Regions from separate parts of the Homo sapiens genome. Here region 1 is linked to region 2. A link is a loop called in an ENCODE intact Hi-C map of the cell type or tissue named here. Cell type or tissue: chondrocyte. All regions are shown on one strand. Links, peaks and the distances in the headings refer to the core of each region. The heading gives the core; the rest is flanking DNA. Region 1 overlaps BRAF (B-Raf proto-oncogene, serine/threonine kinase). Region 2 overlaps LOC105375536 (a long non-coding RNA gene).

What was found. Peaks named below come from ENCODE experiments on the same cell type or tissue, not always from the same donor. Only the 100,000 strongest peaks of a DNase experiment are listed, where the experiment ranks them.
Region 1: a loop joins it to region 2, with 4 times the contacts of the local background. A loop is called at or near these places in 2 of 110 quality-filtered maps.

Annotation. Positions count from the first base shown.
Region 1 is chr7:140,890,549-140,900,555 of GRCh38, forward strand. The region is part of intron 1 of BRAF (B-Raf proto-oncogene, serine/threonine kinase); the gene reads right to left. Among named protein-coding and RNA genes, the nearest start is that of BRAF, 29 kb to the right of the region's middle. In chondrocyte, for the core only: no CTCF peak of the experiment used is centred there; no DNase peak of the experiment used is centred there.
Region 2 is chr7:140,953,427-140,963,433 of GRCh38, forward strand. All of the region lies in intron 3 of LOC105375536 (a long non-coding RNA gene), which reads left to right. Among named protein-coding and RNA genes, the nearest start is that of BRAF, 34 kb to the left of the region's middle. In chondrocyte, for the core only: no CTCF peak of the experiment used is centred there; a DNase peak (open chromatin) is centred at 3,791.

The DNA.
Region 1 (10,007 bases), core at 1,432-9,431, 62 kb before region 2:
AACTTCTCACTCTTAAGTTTACTGACTTCCCAAAATGCTACATATCAGTGTCTCACTAAATGACTTTTCAATCTTAACTTCAGATTAAAAATCACCTTGGAAGCTTTTAAAAATCCAGATACCAAGGCCTCACCCTCAAAAACCAGAACCTCTGGTGCAGGGCCCCAGGCATCTGTACCTTCTGAAGTTCTCCAGGTGCTTCTGATGTACAGGCAAGGTCAAAACCCAAATAAAACACTACTCTAACAGCTGTCACCCATATCTGAGCAAAAGGAAGCATATTTTAATTTTCTATTATGAGAGTAAAATGAGATTATTTTCCACAATTGCACAAGATTATTAATGCAGTCTAAGCAACAGTTTAAGAGTCATACCACAATTCTGATTTAAAGTAAAAGTACAACTTATTTATTAATGTATTCATGTAACATGCACTTTTTAAAAGACTAATTATATATCATATACCAAGGATACAAAATGTCTTTGCCCTCAAAGATTTGAACTCACAGTACAGTAGAGGTATACAGTTATAGGCTCCTATACTACAAAGTGGTTACTTCAAATAATCAAGATGTGCCTAAAATACTCTGAGAGTACCACGCAGAGAAAATGAGAGGGTGTGGGGTAGAGGGGAAAACAAAAGTACTTAGAGAAAGCTTTTGGAAAAGATAACCAGAACTAAATTCTAAAGGATGAGTAAAAGTTGCTGAGTTCAGTGTTCTCCAAAGGAGTATACAGTCATTCCTCCATATCCACAAGGGATTGGTTCCAGGACTCTACCCTACAACACCATGATCCTTGGATGCGGAAGTCTCTTATATAAAAAGGGAGGGTATTTGCATATAACTTACTTTCCATATACTTTAAATCATCTTTAGATTACTTATAATGACTAATATAATGTAAATGTTATATAAATAGTTGTTATACTGTATTATCTTGTATTTGTATTATTGTATTACTTTTTACTGTTTTCCTAATACTTTTGATCTGCAGTTGGGTGAATCCTAGGATGCAGAACTTGCAGATATGGAGGGCCACTGTAGAAGTGGCATTTTGGGTGGGGCAATTCTTTGCTGTGTAGGACTTTTAGTGCATTGTGTTCCTCGATTTGAGGGCATTAAATCCCAAATAGCATCCTCCAGGCATGACAATCAAAATATTTCCAAATGCCTCCCAGCAGGGTAAGTATCACCTCAGAAACCATTGAAAAAAAAAATTGGGTGGTATGGAGAAAATGAAGGAAGAGAGCATTCTAGGACAAAGGGCCAGAAACAACAGGAAACAACCCTGAAAAAATGCAAGGATTTGATTGGTATTAAACAGCATTTCCCTAAAATGTTTCAAAGAATATTAGCATATACTACACACAAGCAATGTTCCATAGTCAAGGAAGTTTATACAATTCTAATTTAGACAAAGGTAAGGCCAGGTGCAGTGGCTAATGCTGTAATCCCAGCACTTTCGGAGGCCGAGGCAGGTGGATCATTTGAGGTCAGGAGTTCAAGACCAGCCTGGCCAACATGGTGAAACCCCATCTCTACTAAAAATATTTAAAAACAATTAGCCAGGTGTGGTGGCACACACCTGTAGTCCCAACTACTTGGAAGGGTAACAGAATTGCTTGAGCCCAGGAGGTGGAGGTTGCAGTGAGCCGAGATTGTGCCACTGCACTCCAGCCTGGGTGAGAGAGCGAGAATCTGTGTCAAAAAAAAAAAATAAATCAACAAAGGTAAGCTTCTTTACTACAGTTCTTCTCAACCATTACTATGCTAATATCCAATTATGAAATCCCAAAAGGGGAGCTATATAATATAGTACAGGGTATCACCTGCTTGCCAAATCAATTCAGATACTTTTTAGATGAATCCCTTAATATGTAAAATACAGAAATCAAATAAGATTTAGATAACACAGTATCCCCCCTCATTTGAGCTTAGAAACTCAACAGGTTAGACAAGGAGGAACATTTAAAGTTTCCCAAAATTGTAAACTATGGAACCTATCTTTGGGAGAACACTTTGAATATTCAGTATCCACAATATAAACTTTAGGAAATACTGTGCTAGAGCATTTAGTACACAGCAAGGATGGCTGATAGACGTGGGCAGGGGTAGAGAGGTAGGAAAGGGCAAGATCACAGAGGACCTGAAATATGACATTTTACGAGTTTTTATCTGGTTTAGATTTTGTTTTTAAAGTGAAACACAGACCTCCCTGTCTTTACTTCCCCACCCCTAAATGATCCAGGGAACAAAACAATACATCAGATCAAGTCACATAAAATAAAAGCAGTTACAGTTTGCTAGAGGAGAGAACTGATCACTTTTAATTTTAAATTTATGTTGGGAACCAGTTCCTTTGTGAGAATAACTATTGAACATAAGATATAAAAGGTTAAAAGCTAAAGGCAGCTGAGCAGAACAAATTAAAAATCAAATCATCGAACAGGAATCTATTTGATGTCCAACTTCACTATCAGCCTCACCCATCTCCTGCCTGGATGGAGTCTTCATCCTGACTGAATGATTGGCTTGGCCCAAAATGGCAGGAAGGGGAAAAAAGACATTAAAAATGGAGGAGTGATGTATTCCCAGGGTAGAGAACACAACAGATTTGGTGAACGAGCTTTCTGAGACAAGATGTCTGAGAAAAAAGTTATGCCTGCTTAGGCTTATTCTCCCTGCTGTTCCCCATAACATTCTTTTTTTTTTTTTTTGAGACAGAGTCTTGCTCTGTCACCCAGGCTGGAGTGCAGTGGCGCGATCTCAGCTCACTGCAAGCTCTGCCCCCAGGGTTCACACCATTCTCCTGCCTCAGCCTCCTGAGTAGCTAGGGCTACAGGCGCCCGCCACCATGCCTGGCTAATTTTTTGTATTTTCAGTGGAGACGGGGTTTCACCATGTTAGCCAGGATGGTCTCGATCTCTTGACCTCGTGATCTGCCCACCTCGGCCTCCCAAAGTGCTGTGATTACAGGTGTGAGCCACTGTGCCCAGCCCCCCATAACATTCTTAAGCAAAGAGCAGGCTCAAATAGAAGTACTCTACTCAAAGACAACAAGGATGAGTAATAAAAAGAAACAATCCAGCAAAGGGTCTATGAGGAGAAACGTTAACAACCCCACCCGCCACACCACCAATAAAACAGGGAGTGGGGGATGAGAGAAGAAACATAATAGGCAAAGACAGATAAACACCAGAAGTTAGTCAAGGAAACAAAAGAAGTCTCTGATATATCCCCATCTATCACTATCAAATGCATTTTAGGGGAAAAAAATGACTGAAAAAACAAAATTGAAGAACAGATGAAATGGGAGATGAGGCAGGAGGCAGTGGCTCACTCCTGTAATCCCAGCACTTTGGGAGGCCAAGGCGAATTTGAGACCAGCCTGGTCAACATGATGAAACCCTGCCTCTACAAAAAAATGCAAAAAATTAGCCAGGTGTGGTAGCACATGTCTGTAGTCCCAGCTAATTGAGAGGCCGAGATGGGAGGATGGCTTGAGCCCAGGAGGCAGAGGTTGCAGTGAGCCAAGATCACAACACTGCACTCCAGCCTGAGTGAGAGACCCAGACCCTGTCTCAAAAAAAAGAAATAGGAAATGAAAAGTGAGTTAGCAGGGTTCAAGAAAGAAATGGAAGGTAATAAAAAGACCACTTCAGAAATGAAGGCCACGGTGGAAACAGAAAGAAATGGCTGAAGAAGAAAAAAGGAAGCCATTCTTGGCAGAAAAAACAGAACTACTTGATAGGAAAATCAAGCTGATGAAAAGATAAATAAAACAGAATTAGAAATCAAGAAGTCATGGTTTTAAAGAATTAAAGGTGAATATTAATCCCATTCAAACATGTAACTCTGAGACTTAAGGATAAAGTAAAAAATAAATGCATTTTTTTCAATGACAAGGTTTATATCTCATATGAAGAGATGGAAAAAAATTTTTTTAATGGTAGCTGGGGAAAGGGAGGTATAAGTGTACTGATTTTCTTACCTTTATTAGCAAGGAGTTAAAATAGTCCTGATTATTTTCACAAATCAAGAAATGGAGGCTTACAGATATTAAATCTATGAAGGTAGTAAGAGAATAAGATTTATAAAAAATCATCAAAAACTATTAGATGGGAAACACACACATACCCATAAGAGACAAAGCCCCCAAAGAAAAATATAATTAATAATGTGGAAGAACTGCCTTATCAACAAAATATAAATGAGATAAGCTCATCTATTAAAAAAATAAAAAAAGAAACTCAGCTCACAAACCAAAGCCCTGAACAAATGCTGTATATAACATCCACATCTAAAACTCACTCAGAAAAGTTGAAAGTCAAAGAATGGGCCCAGTGGTTACTTAAAGCCTAATGAACTTACTTTCGAGAAACATTTTCTTTGGTCTGATATAAAAACTGGCCAAAATCACAGAAAACTCTAGAAAACGAATCAGCTCTTGATACCAAAACCATGGAACAGCTCAGAGAGGTATAGACTGAGCTCACTTGTAAACACAGTCGTAAAATCCCTAAATAAAAACCTGAATTAGGCAAACCTAATTCAACAATCAATTAAAAGAATATACAATAAAATGTATCCAGTGACACAAGAGTTGCTTACTCAAAACTAGGAAGTCTACCAATACAATTACTTACCTAAATAGATCAATGTAGGAAAAAAACATGATCACCTCAATAAATGTACGAAAAAAATCTAACAAAATTCAACAACCATTTAGGATTTTTAAAAATGCCCAACTGTCAGCAAACTAGAAATGGAAGAAACATTCTTAAACTTCATATAGGGTATCTATAAAAAGTCTGTAAGTCACCAAGCATAACAGAAGCATTCTCACTAAAGACAGGAGAAACATTCGTCATTTCTTTGTGTTGGGAATATTCAATATCCTCCTCCTAGCTATATGAAACTATATATTATTAACTATAGTCACCCTATACTACTACAGAACACTAGAACTTATTCCTCCTATCTAGCTGTAATTTTGTATCCATGAATAAATCTCCCCAGAGCTTCCACTCTACCCCTACTATTCCCAGCCCGAGTATCCTCTGTTATACTTTTTACTTCTATGAAATCAACTCTTTTTAGCTTCCACATAAGAGTGAGAACATGCAGGGTTTAACTTTCTTTTGCTGGCTTATTTCACTTAACGTGATGTCCTCCAGTTCCAATCATGTTGCTGCAAATGACAGGATTTTTCCTTTTTACGGCTGAATAGCATTCCATCGGATGCTATACAACCACATTGTCTTTACCCAATCTTCTGTTGTTGAACTGATTCCATATCTTGGCTACTGTGAATAGTGTGCTGCAGTAAACATGGGGATGCAAATGTCTCTTCGACGTACTGACTTCCCTTCCTTTGGGTAAACGGCCAGTAGTGGGATTGCTAGATCACAGGAACCTCCATACTGATACAGTGTCTGTACTAGTTTACATTCCCACCAAGAGCGTCCAAGAGTTCTCTTTCCTCTGTATCTTCACCAGCATTTTTAATTTTTTGTCTTTTTTATAACAGCCACCCTAACTGGGATGAGACAATACCTCACTGTGGTTTTGATTTGCATTTCCCAAGTCTTCTACAGTTTTATAGCAGCCATCCTACCTGGGGCCAGATGATACCACACTGTGGTTTCACCTTGTAGTTTTGGGTCTTACAGGTAGGTCTTTGATCCATTTTGAGTTGATTTTTGTATAGGGTGAGAGGTGGGGGTCTAGTTTCATTCTTCTGTATATGAATATCCAGTAAAAAAATATATTTTTTTCTAAACATCTCATTCACAACAGCACAAAAAGATTCTCGCAAATAATACCAATCCTCCACATCCAAAAGGATGAAAACATTATGTAGAAAACTATAAACCTTTTAAGGAAAAAAAAACAGAGCTGGGAGTAGTGGCTCACACCTGTAATCCCAACACGTTGGGAGGCTGAGGCGGGTGGATCACCTGAGGTCAAGAGTTTGAGACCAGCCTGGCCAACATGGTGAAATCCTGTCTCTACTAAAAATAGAAACACATGGCCCAGGCGCGGTGGCTCACGTCTGTAATCCCAGCACTTTGGGAGGCCGAGGCAGGTGGATCACCTGAGGTCAGGAGTTCGAGACCAGCCTGACCAATATGGTGAAACTCCGTCTCTACTGAAAATACAAAAATAAGCCGGGCATGGTGGTGTGCACCTATAGTCCCAGCTACTCGGAAGGCTGAGAGGAGAACTGCTTGAACATGGGAGGCAGAGACTGCAATAAGCCAAGATTGTGCCACTGTGCTCCAGCCTGGGTGACAGAGCGAGACTCCATCTCAAAAAAAAAAAAAAAAAAAGGGGTGGGGGGGGAAGAGACCTATAAACAAATGAAGATAAAAACCATGTTCATGAATTGGAAAACTCAGTATCATAATAAATCTCTAATATATATGTCCCTACATTAACATATAAACTTAATGCAATCACAATGAAAATCCCAATAGTACTTTTTACAGAATTTGACAACCTAATTCTTTTTTTTTTTTTTTAACCAAATACCTAGACTTAGAGGACATTGACAATCTAATTCTTCTAATGGTCACGTGGAAGAGTGAATGAGCATATGTTTGCCGCAAATAAACAAAGAGAAGAGACTGGCATTACCAAAACCAAAGATATAAAGTAGTAATGTGGACAAACAGGTTATAGACAAACAGGTTAAGAAGTAGCCCAGAAATCGGTCCATGGGAATCTGGTAGAAATGAGAGGTTGCTTTACAAATAAGTGAGAAAAAGACTGTGCACATATGTACAAATGGTGTTGGGAAAATAACATCCCCCAAGACATCTTCATATAACAAATACTAGACTGCTTAAATACCTAAACAAAATTTTTAAAATTTTCAATTTATCAGAAGACAATATAGAGAATATGCTTTTAACTCTGGATAGGAAAGATTTCTTTTTTCTTTTTTTTTTTTTTTTTTTTTGAGACAGAGTCTTGCTCTGTCGCCAGGCTGGAGTGCAGTGGCACAATCTCAGCTCATGCAACCTCTGCCTCCCGGGTTCAAGCAATTCTCCTGCCTCAGGCTATCGAGTATCTGGGACTACAGGCACACACCACCACGTCCAGCTAATTTTTGTATTTTTAGTAGAGATGGGGTTTCACCATGTTTCATCCATGCCAGGATGGTCTCAATCTCTTGACCTCATGATCTGCTCACCTTGGCCTCCCAAAGTGCTGGGATGACAGGTGTGAGCCACCGCGCCCAGCCAGGAAAGATTTCTTAAAAAAATCAAAATCAAAATCAAAATAAATAAATAAATGAAAAGACTGCTAAATCTGACCACATAAACAGTAACAACAACATATGTCTTTATAAGGAAAGGCTAGGGCAGGAACAGTGTCTCACGTCTGTAATCCCAGCACTTTGGGAGGCCAAGGTGGGAGAATCACTTGAAGCCAGGAGTCGAGACCAGCCTGGGCAACACAGCAAGACTCCATCTCTACAAATTTTTTCTTTTTCAAATTAGTTGGGCACAGTGGTGTGCATTTGTCCCAGTTACTTAGGCTGAGGCTAGAAGACTGCTTGAGCCCAGGAGGCTGCAGTGAGCTATGATCACACTACTGCACTCCAGCCTGGGTCTCAAAAGAGTGGGAGGCTTGCCTCTTAAAAAAATAAATAAATAAAAATACAAATAAAAAAGGACTAGAAGGAAATATTTGACATGATGGATAAAGAAGACTATCCATAGCCTAGGCCTCAATAGAGTGGGAGGCCTGCCTCTTAAAAAAGAAATAAAAATAAATAAAAATACAAATAAAAAAGGACTAGAAGGAAATATTTGACATATGATGGATAAAGAAGACTATCCATAACAGAATACCTAAAAATAAGTTCTAAAAACAAATAGCATAATCTACAAATGGCATGTCTATAAACAATTTAAGAAAAAACCCAAAGGCTAACATATGAAAACATACTCAACCTCACTAGTAATCAGAGATGAAAATTAAATGAGATAAATTTTCCCTTTATTATAAAGCTATGTAGAGAAGTTTGCAAAACATCGTTCCATTAAAGCATAACTGTAAAGCAAACCCCACAACCCAAGGTAAGAAATAGCATTGCCAATTATCTTAAAAGTCTCCCATTTGTCCTTAATCACATCCACTTTCTCTCCTCCCTGAGGTAGTCACTATCACTCACTTTTATCATCATTATTCCCTTGATTTTTCTTATAATTCTAGTATCTCTACTTATAATTCTAGTACCTATATTTGTATTCCTAAACAATACAGTTAACTGCATTTGTTTTTAAACTGTTTACGAATAGAATCATGTTGCACTTAATCTTTTGTGACTTGGTTCTAAGGTATGACTAATGTATTTGTGAGATTCATACATATTGATGCAGGCAGGAGCTGTTTGTAGTGTGGTTTTTTTCCTTAGCTATTTGAACTAGTTTTTTGTTCCATAAGTAAACACACAATGATATCTACTGCACTACTGAGGATACTTGAACTTTTTTTCTATCTTGGGGTTAATATGAATAATACTGTTATGAGCAATCTTATATATATGCTTCCTACTTCATATATTCACACATTTCTCTATGTCTAAAGCAATGGCTGACTCTCAAAGTATGATTCCTGGACAAGCAGCACCAACATCCCACCCCCCCACCCCTCAGCCCACTCCCGGCAGGAACTTGTTAAAAATGCAAAGCAAACTATCAGGCTCCACCCAATTCCTACTTAATCAGAAACTCTAAGGGTAGCCCCAACAGCTGGGTTTAACAAGCCCTCCAGATGACTTTGATGCATACTCAAGAACCATTAGTCTAGGGCAAACGCCTAAGAGTGAGTGGTATTGCTGGTTATAGGATATCCTATTATTTTCCAAAGGATTTTTCCCCCCAATTTACATTCCCATCCATCAGTGGAAGACAGTTCAGACTGCTTCATAGCCTCACCAACATTTAATATTGTCAGATTTTTTCATTTCTGCCAATCTATATGAAATGGTCTCTCATTGTGGTTTTAATTTCTATTTCCCTAATTGTTAACTAGATTAAGGGTCATTTCATATGTTTATTAATCATTTAAATTTTTTTTTAATTCAAATGCCTGCTCAGGATTTTTTGCCCTTTTTCCAATTTGGTGTTCTGTCTTTGTCTTAGAAATCTATAGGAATTTTTTATGTATATTTTTCATACCAGTTCATTCTTTACATGTTGTAGTAGGTAGCCTCTAAACTGGCTCCCAATGATCCTCACCCTCCTGGTGGTGCCTTGTACAAACTCCCCTTGAATGTAAGCTGGAGTTATTGCCTTGCTTCTAACAAAAAGAATATGGCAGAAGTGATGGGGTGCCACTTCCAAGACTAAAATACTGTGGTTTCCATCTTGGGTGTTTTCTCTTACTCCCTTCTAGAAAGCCAGCTCTGAGGCCTGCTACATCCACATGAGGGAGCACAAAGCAGTCAAGCCTTCAAATGACTGCAGCCATTGACTGATTACAGCCTCAAGGCCCTAAGCCAGAAACATCCAATTAAGCCACTCTCAGTTTCCTGACCCACAGAACTGTGAGAGAAATGTTATTTCAAACTGCTAAGTCTTCGGTAATTACACAACAATAGATAACTAATAGTGTGTGTTATAAGTATCTTCTATTCCTTGCCTTGCCTTTTGAGTGTCTTAATGGGGCTTAATGAAAAAAGTTTCTATTTTCAATGTAGTCAAATTTGTCCATTTTTTATGGCTAGTTTTTTGAGTCTTAAGAAATTCTTCTCTGCCTTAAATAATGTCCCTTTATTTTTCTAAAAGCTTTCAGGGTTTCCCCTTTTGTATTGAATCTTTAACCTACAAGAAATTGATTTTTATGCATAACAGATGGGGAAGTCTAGCTTCATTTATTTAATATGGTAGGCATTGTTCCAGCAAGTGTATCCTTTCCCAACTAATCTGCCACAAGAGCAGGTGTCCCTCCACCTACCCATATGTAAGAATATAAAATTCATCCATATTA
Region 2 (10,007 bases), core at 644-8,643:
AATCAGGCCGGGCGTGATGGCTCATGCCTGGTAATCCCAACACCTTGGGAGGCCGAGGCGGGAAGATCATCTGAGGTCAGGAGTTCAAGACCAGCCTGACCAACATGGAGAAACCCCGTCTCTACTAAAAATACAAAATTAGCCAGACGTGGTGGCGCATGCCTGTAATCCCAGCTACTCGAGAGGCTGAGGCAGGAGAATCGCTTGAACCCTGGAGGCGGAGGTTGCAGTGAGCTGAGATCACACCATTGCACTCCAGCCTGGGCAACAAAAGCAAAACTCCATCTCAAAAAATAAATAAATGAATAAATAAAATGAATAAATAAATAAATAATCAATAAAATGCTAGAATGACTGAATATCACTATGGAAAAAAACGAACCTTAAGACCTATCTCACACTATACACAAAAATTAATTCTAAACTGATTAAAGACCTCAATATAAAGGTGAAAACTACAAAGCATATAAAAGAAAATATAGGAGAATATCTTCATGACTTGTAGGCAAGGTTTGCAGAACACAGAACTATCTTGCCATAAAAGAATAGATTGGTGAATTAGACTTAATAAAAGTTTAAAACTTCTCATCAAAAGAATCCTTTAAGAAAATAAATAAGCAGGTCATAGACTGGAAGAATATAGTCATAGGGCTGGGCACAGTGGCTCACGCCTGTAATCCCAGCACTTTGGGAGGCCAAGGCAGGCGTATTACTTGAGACCAGGAGTTCAAGACCAGCCTAGCCAACATAGCGAAACTCCATCTCTGCTAAAAATGCAAAAAATTAGCTGGGCATGGTGGTGCTTGCCTGTAATCCCAGCTACTCAGGAGGCTGAGGCAGGAGACTTGCTTGAACCCGGGAAGTGGAGGTTGCAGTGAGCAGAGATTGTACCACTGCACTACAGCCTGAGCAACAGTGAGACCCTGTCTTGAAAACAAAAAATAATATGTGTGTGTGTGTGTGTGTGTGTGTGTGTGTAGAGAGAGAGAGAGAGAGAGTTATAAAATCATTTTCTAACATAGGACTGGTACCCAGGAAATAAAGAGCTTCTACAACTTGATGATAGAAAGACAAATGATTCAATTTTTTAAACAGGCAAAGAATTTGAACAGAGAATTTACAAGAAAGTTAATAAGTACACAAAAATCTTCATCATCACTAGTCATGAAGAAAATGTAATATAAAGTCACAATGAAATACTACTATACTTCCACCAAAATAGCTAGTTTTGAAAAGAACAGCACCACCAAATGTTGGCAAGGATGTGAACAACCGTAACTTGAATTCTCATATATTGTTGGTTGACGTGTAAAATGAAATAATGCTTATGGAAAAGGGTCTGCCAGCTTCTTATAAAGTCTTGGATCTGGATGAAACTAGTGAGAGAGAGACTAAAGATGGTTAAGAAAAGGGAGTCAAGTTCTAAGGACTAAAACATGCTAACATTTAGAAGTCACAGAAACAAAGAGTATTCATAAAAAGCACTGGGAAACAGGAAAGAATAAATCAGTAGAAAACTAAATGAATGTAATGTCAGGGGTGCCAAGACAAGAAAGCATAGTGAAACTTCCATCCTTAACAATGTTTTTTTGTTTTTTGCTTTAATATCCATTTTGTTTGCTATGACACTTAGGTTACTTCCGGTTAATATTTGGCTAGAATATTTATTTTCTGTCATTTTATCTTCATCTGTTTTGTATCAGGCATGCCTCATTTTACTGCACTTCTTTTTAGTGTGCTCCACAGATAGTGCTGTTTTCACATCGAAGGTTTGTGGCAAGTCTGCATCAGGCAACTCTGTTGGCGCCGTTTTCCAATAGCGTGTTCTCACTTTGTGTCTCCGTGTCACATTTTGTCAATTCTCACACTATTTCAAACGTTTATGTTATTATTATGTATGTTATGGTGATCTGTGATCAGTGATCTTTGACATCATTATTATAATTGTTTTGGAATGCCATGAACTGCGCCCATATAAGATGATGAACTTAATTGATAAATGTGTGTGTTCTGACTGCTCCACCAGCTGGCTGTTCCTCCATCTCTCTCCTTCTTCTTGGGCTTTCCTATTCCCTGAGACATAAACATTTTGAAATTAGGCCAATTAATAACCCAACCATAAAATAACCCTACAATGGCCTCTTAGTGTTCAAGTAAAAGGAAGAGTCATGCATATGTCACTTTAAATCAAAAGCTAGAAATGATTAAGCTTAGTGAGGAAGGCATGTTAAAAGTTGAGACAGGCAGAAAGCTAGGCCTCTTGTGCCAAACACTTAGCCAAAATGTGAATATGAAGGAAAAGTTCTTGAAAGAAATTAAAAATGCTACTGCAGTGAACACACGAATGATTAGAAAGCAAAACAGCCTTATTGCTGACAGAGAGAAAGATTTAGTGGTCTAGATAGAAGATCAAATCAGGTACAACATTCTCTTAAGCCAAAGCCTAATCCGGGGCAAGGCCCTAACTCCCTTTAGTTCTATGAAGGCTGAGAGAGGTGTGAATGCTGAAGAAGAAAAGTTGCAGGCTGGCAGAGGTTCATTATGTGTCTGGAATTGGTGGGTTCTTGGTCTCACTGACTTCAAGAATGAAGCCGCGGACCCTCGCGGTGAGTGTTACAGTTCTTAAAGGCGGCGTGTCCGGAGTTTGTTCCTTCTGATGTTCAGATGTGTTTGGAGTTTCTTCCTTCTGGTGGGTTCGTGGTCTCGCTGGCTCAGGAGTGAAGCTGCAGACCTTCGCGGTGAGTGTTACAGCTCTTAAGGCGGGGCGTCTGGGGTTGTTTGTTCCTCCCGGTGGGCTCGTGGTCTCGCTGGCTTCAGGAGTGAAGCTGCAGACCTTCGCAGTGAGTGTTACAGCTCATAAAGGCAGTGTGGACCCAAAGAGTGAGCAGTAGCAAGATTTATTGCAAAGAGCAAAAGAACAAAGCTTCCACAGCGTGGAAGGGGACCCGAGCAGGTTGCCACTGCTGGCTAGGGCAGCCTGCTTTTATTCTCTTATCTGGCCCCACCCACATCCTGCTGATTGCTAGAGCCGAGTGGTCTGTTTTGACGGGGCGCTGATTGGTGCGTTTACAATCCCTGAGCTAGACACAAAGGTTCTCCAAGTCCCCGTCAGATTAGCTAGATACAGAGTGTCCACACAAAGGTTCTCCAAGGCGCCACCAGAGTAGCTAGATACAGAGTGTTGATTGGTGCATTCACAAACCCTGAGCTAGACACAGGGTGCTGATTGGTGTGTTTACAAACCTTGAGCTAGATACAGAGTGCCGATTGGTGTATTTACAATCCCTGAGCTAGACAGAAAGGTTCTCCAAGGCCCCACCCGAGTAGCTAGATACAGAGTGTGGATTGGTGCATTCACAAACCCTGAGCTAGATGCAGAGTGCTGATTGGTGTATTTACAATCCCTGAGCTAGACATAAAGGTTCTCCACGTCCCCACCAGACTCAGGAGCCCAGCTGGCTTTACCTAGTGGATCCTGCACTGGGGCTGCAGGTGGAGCTGCCTGCCAGTCCTGTGCAGTGCGCCCGCACTCCTCAGCCCTTGGGTGATTGATGGGACTGGGCGCCGTGGAGCAGGGGGCGGCGCTCATCGGGGAGGCTCCCGCTGCACAGGAGCCCACAGAGGGGGTGGGAGGCTCAGGCATGGCGGGCTGCAGATCCCGAGCCCTGCCCCGCCGGAAGGCAGCTAAGGCTCGGCGAGAAATCAAGCACAATGCGGGTGGGCTGGCACTGCTGCGGGACCCAGTACACCCTCCGCAGCTGCTGGCCTGGGTGCTAAGCCCCTCATTGCCAGGGCCGGCGAGTTGCTCCGAGTGAGGGCCCGCCAAGCCCACACCCACCCGGAACTCCAGCTGGCCTGCAAGCTCGGCGTGCAGCCCTGGTTCCTGCTCGCGCCTCTCCCTCCACACCTCCCTGCAAGCTGAGGGAGCCGGCTCGGGCCTTGGCCAGCCCAGAAAGGGGCTCCCACAGCGCAGCGGTGGACTGAAGGGCTCCTCAAGTGCCGCCGAATGGGAGCCCAAGGCAGAGGAGGCGCTGAGAGCGAGCGAGGGCTGTGAGGACTGACAGCACACTGTTACCTCTCAATAAGATTTAAGGGAAAAAGCCATGTCCATAACATAGAAGTTCAAGATGAAGCAGCAAGTGCTGAGGGAGAAGCTGCAGCAGGTAATCCAGAAGATCTGGTTAAGATCATTGATGAAGGTGGCTACAGTCAACAGATTTTCAATGTAGATTTTAAAAGCCTTCCATTGGAAGAAGATGCCATGCAGGACTTTCATAGCTAGAGAGGAGAAGGCAATGCCTGGCTTCAAAGCTTCAAAGGACAGGCTCACTCTTTTGATAGAAGCCAATGCAGCTGGTGACTTTAAATGGAAGCCAATGATCATTTATCATTCCGGAAATCCTAGGGCCCTTAAGAATGACCCAAAATCTACTCTACTCTGACTACTCTAACAAAGCCTGGATGACAGCACATCCTTTTACAGCATAGTTGGCTAAATATTTTAAGCCCACTGTTGAGACCTACTGCTCAAAAACAGATTTCTTTCAAAATATTACTGCTCCTGGTCACACAAGAGCTCTGATGGAGATTTACAAGGAGATGAATGTTGTTTTTATGCCTGCTAATGCAATATCCATTCTGAAGCTCACAGATCAAGGAGTGATTTAACTTCCAAGTCTTATTATTTAAGAAATACATTTTGTAAGGCTATTGCTGCCATAGATAATGATTACTCTGATGGATCTGGGCAAAGTAAATTGAAAACATTTTGTGAAGGATTCACCATTCTAGATACCATTAAGAACATTCAAGATTCATGGGAGGAGGTCAGAATATGTGTAGGGCTATGCACATGCCCTAGGATGTGTGCATGTTCAGGAATTACTTGAGAATCTGTAGGCTTTCATCTTGGGCTAACCTTGGGCTCTGTGCAAACATGAATTGAAGGCAAAGGAAGAGTTGTGAATGGCCTCACTGAGTGTTGAAGGCATGCCCCAACCCTTAAACAGAGCCCCTCAGCAAATACTGGGAGACTTAATGGTTCCAAGCATTAAAAAAAAATCTACATTCAGTCACTAAAAACTAAATTAACTGAGAAGTGAATTCAGTGCCACGCATGACAAAGCATACAGATTTTATAGAAGTAGTTCAGAAAAGTCACTAGATAAACAATATTAACAACAATAAAAACAAGCCCAGGGAAGGGGGTGGTATATTTCATTTCCAGAGTTGACACATTCAATTATCTCAATGTCCAGTTTTACAACCAAAAAATTATGAGACATTCAGAGAAACAAGAAAGTGTAGCCCATACAGAGGAAGAAGAACATTTAATAGAAACTCTTCCTGGGGAAGCCCATATGTTGGACTTACTAGACAAACACTTTGCAGCTAATTTAAAATATGTTCAGCCAGGCGTGGTGGCTCACGCCTTTAATCCCAGCACTTTGGGAGGCTGAGGCAGTTGGATCACTTGAGGCCAGGAGTTTGAGACCAGCCTGGCCAACATGACGAAAGTCCGTCTTTACTAAAAGTACAAAAATTAGCTGGGCATCGTGGTGCATGCCTGTAATCCCAGCTACTAGGGAGGCTGAGGCAGAGAATCACTTGAACCTGGGAGGCGGAGGCTACAGTGAGCCGAGATCATGTCACTACCTTCCAGCCTGAGACACAGAGCGAGACTCCATCTAAATAAATAAATAAATAAAATGAAACATGTTCAAAGAACTAAAGAAAATCCTGACTAAAGACCTTAGAGAAAGTATGAGAATAATGTCTCACCAAATATAGAATATCAATAAAGTGATAGAAATAATAAAAGAGAAACAACTAGAAATGCTGGAGTTGCAAAGTAAACTAACTGAAATGAAAATTTCACTTGAAGAGCTCAACAGTACAGTTGTGCAGACAGAAGGAAGAATCAGTGATCTTTAAAGATAGCTCAGTTAAGCCTCGGCGAGGTGGCTAATGCCTGTAATTCCAGCACTTTGGGAGGCTGGAGGATTGCTTGGAGCCAGGAGTCCAAGACCAGCCTGGACAACATAATGAGACACCATCTCTACAAAAAAATTGGCCAGGCATGATGGCTTACCCCTGTAAACCCAGCACTTTGGGAGGCTGAGGGGGGCGGATCACTTGAGTCCAGGCGTTTGAGACCAATCTGGGAAACTTGGCAAAACCCCATCTCTACAAAAAATACAAAAATTAGCAGTGTGTGGTGACACATGCCTGTGGTCCCAGCTACTAGGGAGGATGAGGTGAAAGGATTGCTGAGCCTGGGAGATCGAGGCTGCGGTGAGCCATGATCACACTACTGCATTCCAGCCTTGGTGACAGTGAGACCCTGTCTCAAAAAAAAAAAAATTGTTTTTAATTGCTTAGTATGCTGGTGGTATGTACCTGTCTCAAAAAAAATTTTTTTTTTAATTGGTCAACATGGTGGTGGTGTGTATCTGTAGACTGAGCCACTGAGGAGGCTAAGGCGGGAGGATTGCTTGAACCCAGGAGTTCGAGGTTACAGTGAGCTATGATTGCACTACTGCACTCCAGCCTGGGAGACAGAGCGAGACTAAACAAACAAACAAACATAGCTCAATTACAATTACCCAGTGTGAAGAAGAGAAAGAAAAAGGAAAAAGAATGAAGAAAAATGAACAGAGCCCCCAAAGACCTCTAGGACCCCATGAAGTATAATACACTAACATATGCATAAAGGGAAGCCAAGAAAGAGAAGAGACAGAGAAAGGGCAGAAGGAATATTTGAAGACATAATGGCTAAAAACTTCCCAAAATGTGATGAGAAACATCAATCTACACATTTAGGAAGCTAAATGAAATTCATGTAGGATAAACTAAAAGATTGTCAGACCTAGACACATCACAATCAAACTCAAAAGGCAAAGGCAAAGAGAGAATCTTGAAAGCAGCAAGAGAGAAGTGACTCGTCACATTCAAGGGAGCCTCAATAAAATATCATCTGATTTCTTACCAGAAAACCTAGAGACCCTGCGATCACATATTCAAAATACTAAAAGAAGATACTGCCACCCAAGAGTTCTATATGTCAAAAAAACATATTTTAGAGGTAAAGAAGATATAAGGCATTTCTATATAAACAACAACTGAGAAAATTTGTTGGTAGCAGAACTGCCCTATAAGAAACACTAAAAGGAGTCTTTCAGGCTGAACTAAAAGAACATTATACAGGAACTTGAATCCACATGAAAAAATAAGGAGTACTGGTAAAGGTAACTGCATAGGTTATTTATTTATTTATTTATTTATTTTAGACAGAGTCTCACTCTCTTGCCCAGGCTGGAGTGCAGGGCGCAATCTTGGCTCACTGCAGCCTCTGCCTCCCGGGTTCAAGCAATGCTCCTGCCTCAGCCTCCCGAGTAGCTGGGATTACAGGCATGTGCCACCAGGCTTGGCTAATTTTTGTATTTTTAGTAGAGACAGGGTTTTGCCATGTTGGCCAGGCTGGTCTCGAACTCCTGACCTCAAGTGATCCACCTGCCTTGGCCTCCCAAAGTGTTGGGATTACAGGCGTGAGCCACTGGGCCCGGCTATGGATAGGTAAATATAAAGAACAATGTAAATGCATGTTTTGTTTATAACTCTTTATTTATCCTATTTGATTTAAACACAGCTGCATAAAGCAATAATTATAAATCTGCACTGATGCATGTGCACTATATACTGTATGACAGTAACAGCACAAAGGAGTAGGGGGAGAATGCAGTTTATAGAAATAAGGTTTTTGTAGGCTATTAAAATTAAGTTGCTACTAACCCAAACTAGAGTATTATAAATTAAGATGCTAATTACAAACTAGATAGAATCTTTCCTGTCTCTTACCACTTTTCCCTTCCTTCCTTCCTTCCTTCCTTCCTTCCTTCCTTCCTTCCTTCCTTCCTTCCCTCCTTCCCTCCTTTCTCTTTCTCTCTCTCTCTCTCCCTCCCTCCCTCCCTCCCTCTCTCTCTCTCTCTCTCTTTATTTCTTTCTTTCTTTCGAAGGAGTCTTGCTCTGTCGCCCAGGCTAGAGTACAGTGGCGCTCACTGCAACCTCCACCTCCCGGGTTCAAGTAGTTCTCCTGCCTCAGCCTCCCGAGTAGCTGGATTACAGGTGCCCACCACAGCACCTAGCTAATTTTTGTATTTTTAGTAGAGACGGGGTTTCACCATCTTAGCCAGGCTGGTCTCGAACTCCTGACCCCGTGATCCACCTGCCTTGGCCTCCCAAAGTGCTGGGATTACGGGCGACAGCCACCACACCCGGTTTTCCCTTCCTTTCTTTTACCCTAAATTTGGAGGGGGCAGAAACCATGTCTAGTTGATTAGGGAGCAAAAAGAATGAGAAAGTGGAGAAACAGAAGTCAACCAGGGTTATCTTTTCCCACTACCAACTATCACCTGAGGGAGAGAAAAAAGTTTATCTTAAATAAAGTTCACTTATTGCATTTATTTGTTCTATTACTACATATACATTGTTAAATATTATGATATTTTATGGTACTTAAAATTTTAGACTCGGCCGGGTGCCGTGGCTCATGCCTGTAATCCCAGGACTTTGGGAGGCAGAGGTGGGTGGATCACTTGAGGTCAGGAGTTCAGACCACCCTGGCCAACATGGCGAAACCCAGTCTACTAAAAATACAAAAATTAGCCAAGCATGGTGGCAGGCACCTGTAATCCCAGCTACTCGGGAGGCTGAGGCAGTGAGCCGAGATGGTGACGCTCACTCCAGCCTGGGCGACAGAGTGAGACTGTGTCTCAAAAAAATAAATAAAATAAAAATAAACAAAAAAAATATATAAAATTTTAGACTCACACCTGCACCCCTGCTGCGGGTCATGGTTCTTCCTCCTTCTCCTCATGTGGCTCTTGTTCCTTCTTGCACAGGTTTTTCTGCTGCCTAAAACTCCTCAGACAAAAATAAAACCTTGACAGAACAATAGAAGCTCCCCCAAAGCCTCCTGTGTGCACCTTCATCCCTTCAAATTTCACACTGTTCTAACACTGTGGACTGGCCTGTCCTCTATCTATCCTCTACCTGTCTATTTATCTATCTGTCTATCATATTATTCTTATTATTTTGTAGAGATGGAGTCTCACTATTTTGTTTAGGCTGGTCTTGAACTCCTGGACTCAAATAATCCTCCTTAGCCTCCCATAATGCTGGGATTACAGGCATGAGTCACAGTGCCTGGCCCAATCTGTCTTTCACATTATGTAAATAAACTGGAGTATATATTCTTTTGAATATTGCTTTTGCTTAATACTGTTTGTCAAGTTTATCCCTATTTTTTTATATACCCACAGTTCATTTTCATCACTGCACAATAGTCCATTGCATGGATATACCACAAGTGATATACTCTGAACAAAAAATCTATTCTGTTGATAATAGACTTTGGTATTATTTCCAGTTTTTGGCTATTAGGTGCTACAATTAACATTCTTGTGACTATGAAAACATTTCTCGGCTGGGTGCAGTGGCTCACGCCTGTAATCCCAGCACTTTGGGAGGCCAACGTGGGCAGATCACCTGAGGTCAGGAATTTGAGACCAGACTGACCAACATGGAGAAACCCTGTCTCTACTAAAAATACAAAATTAGCCAGGCGTGGTGGTGCGTGCCTGTAATCATGGCTACTTGGGAGGCTGAGGCAGAAGAATCCCTTGAACCCAGGAGGCGGAGGTTGTGGTGAGCTGAGATCACGCCATTGCACTCCAGCCTGGGCAACAAGCGCAAAACTCCGTCTCAAAGAAAAAAAAAAAAAAAGAAAAGAAAAGAAAACATTTATCTTTTCTCTTGGGTATAGATGTAGGAATGTTAACTTTGGGGTCAGAAGATTGGGTATGTTCAAACTTGTTAAATAACACAAGTTATTTTCTAAACTTCTTTACTGACTTACAATGCCATTATCAGTGTAGGAGAGTTTTCAGTCGATGTTCCAAAAACTTCTTAAGATTTTATATATATATATGTATATATATGTGTGTGTA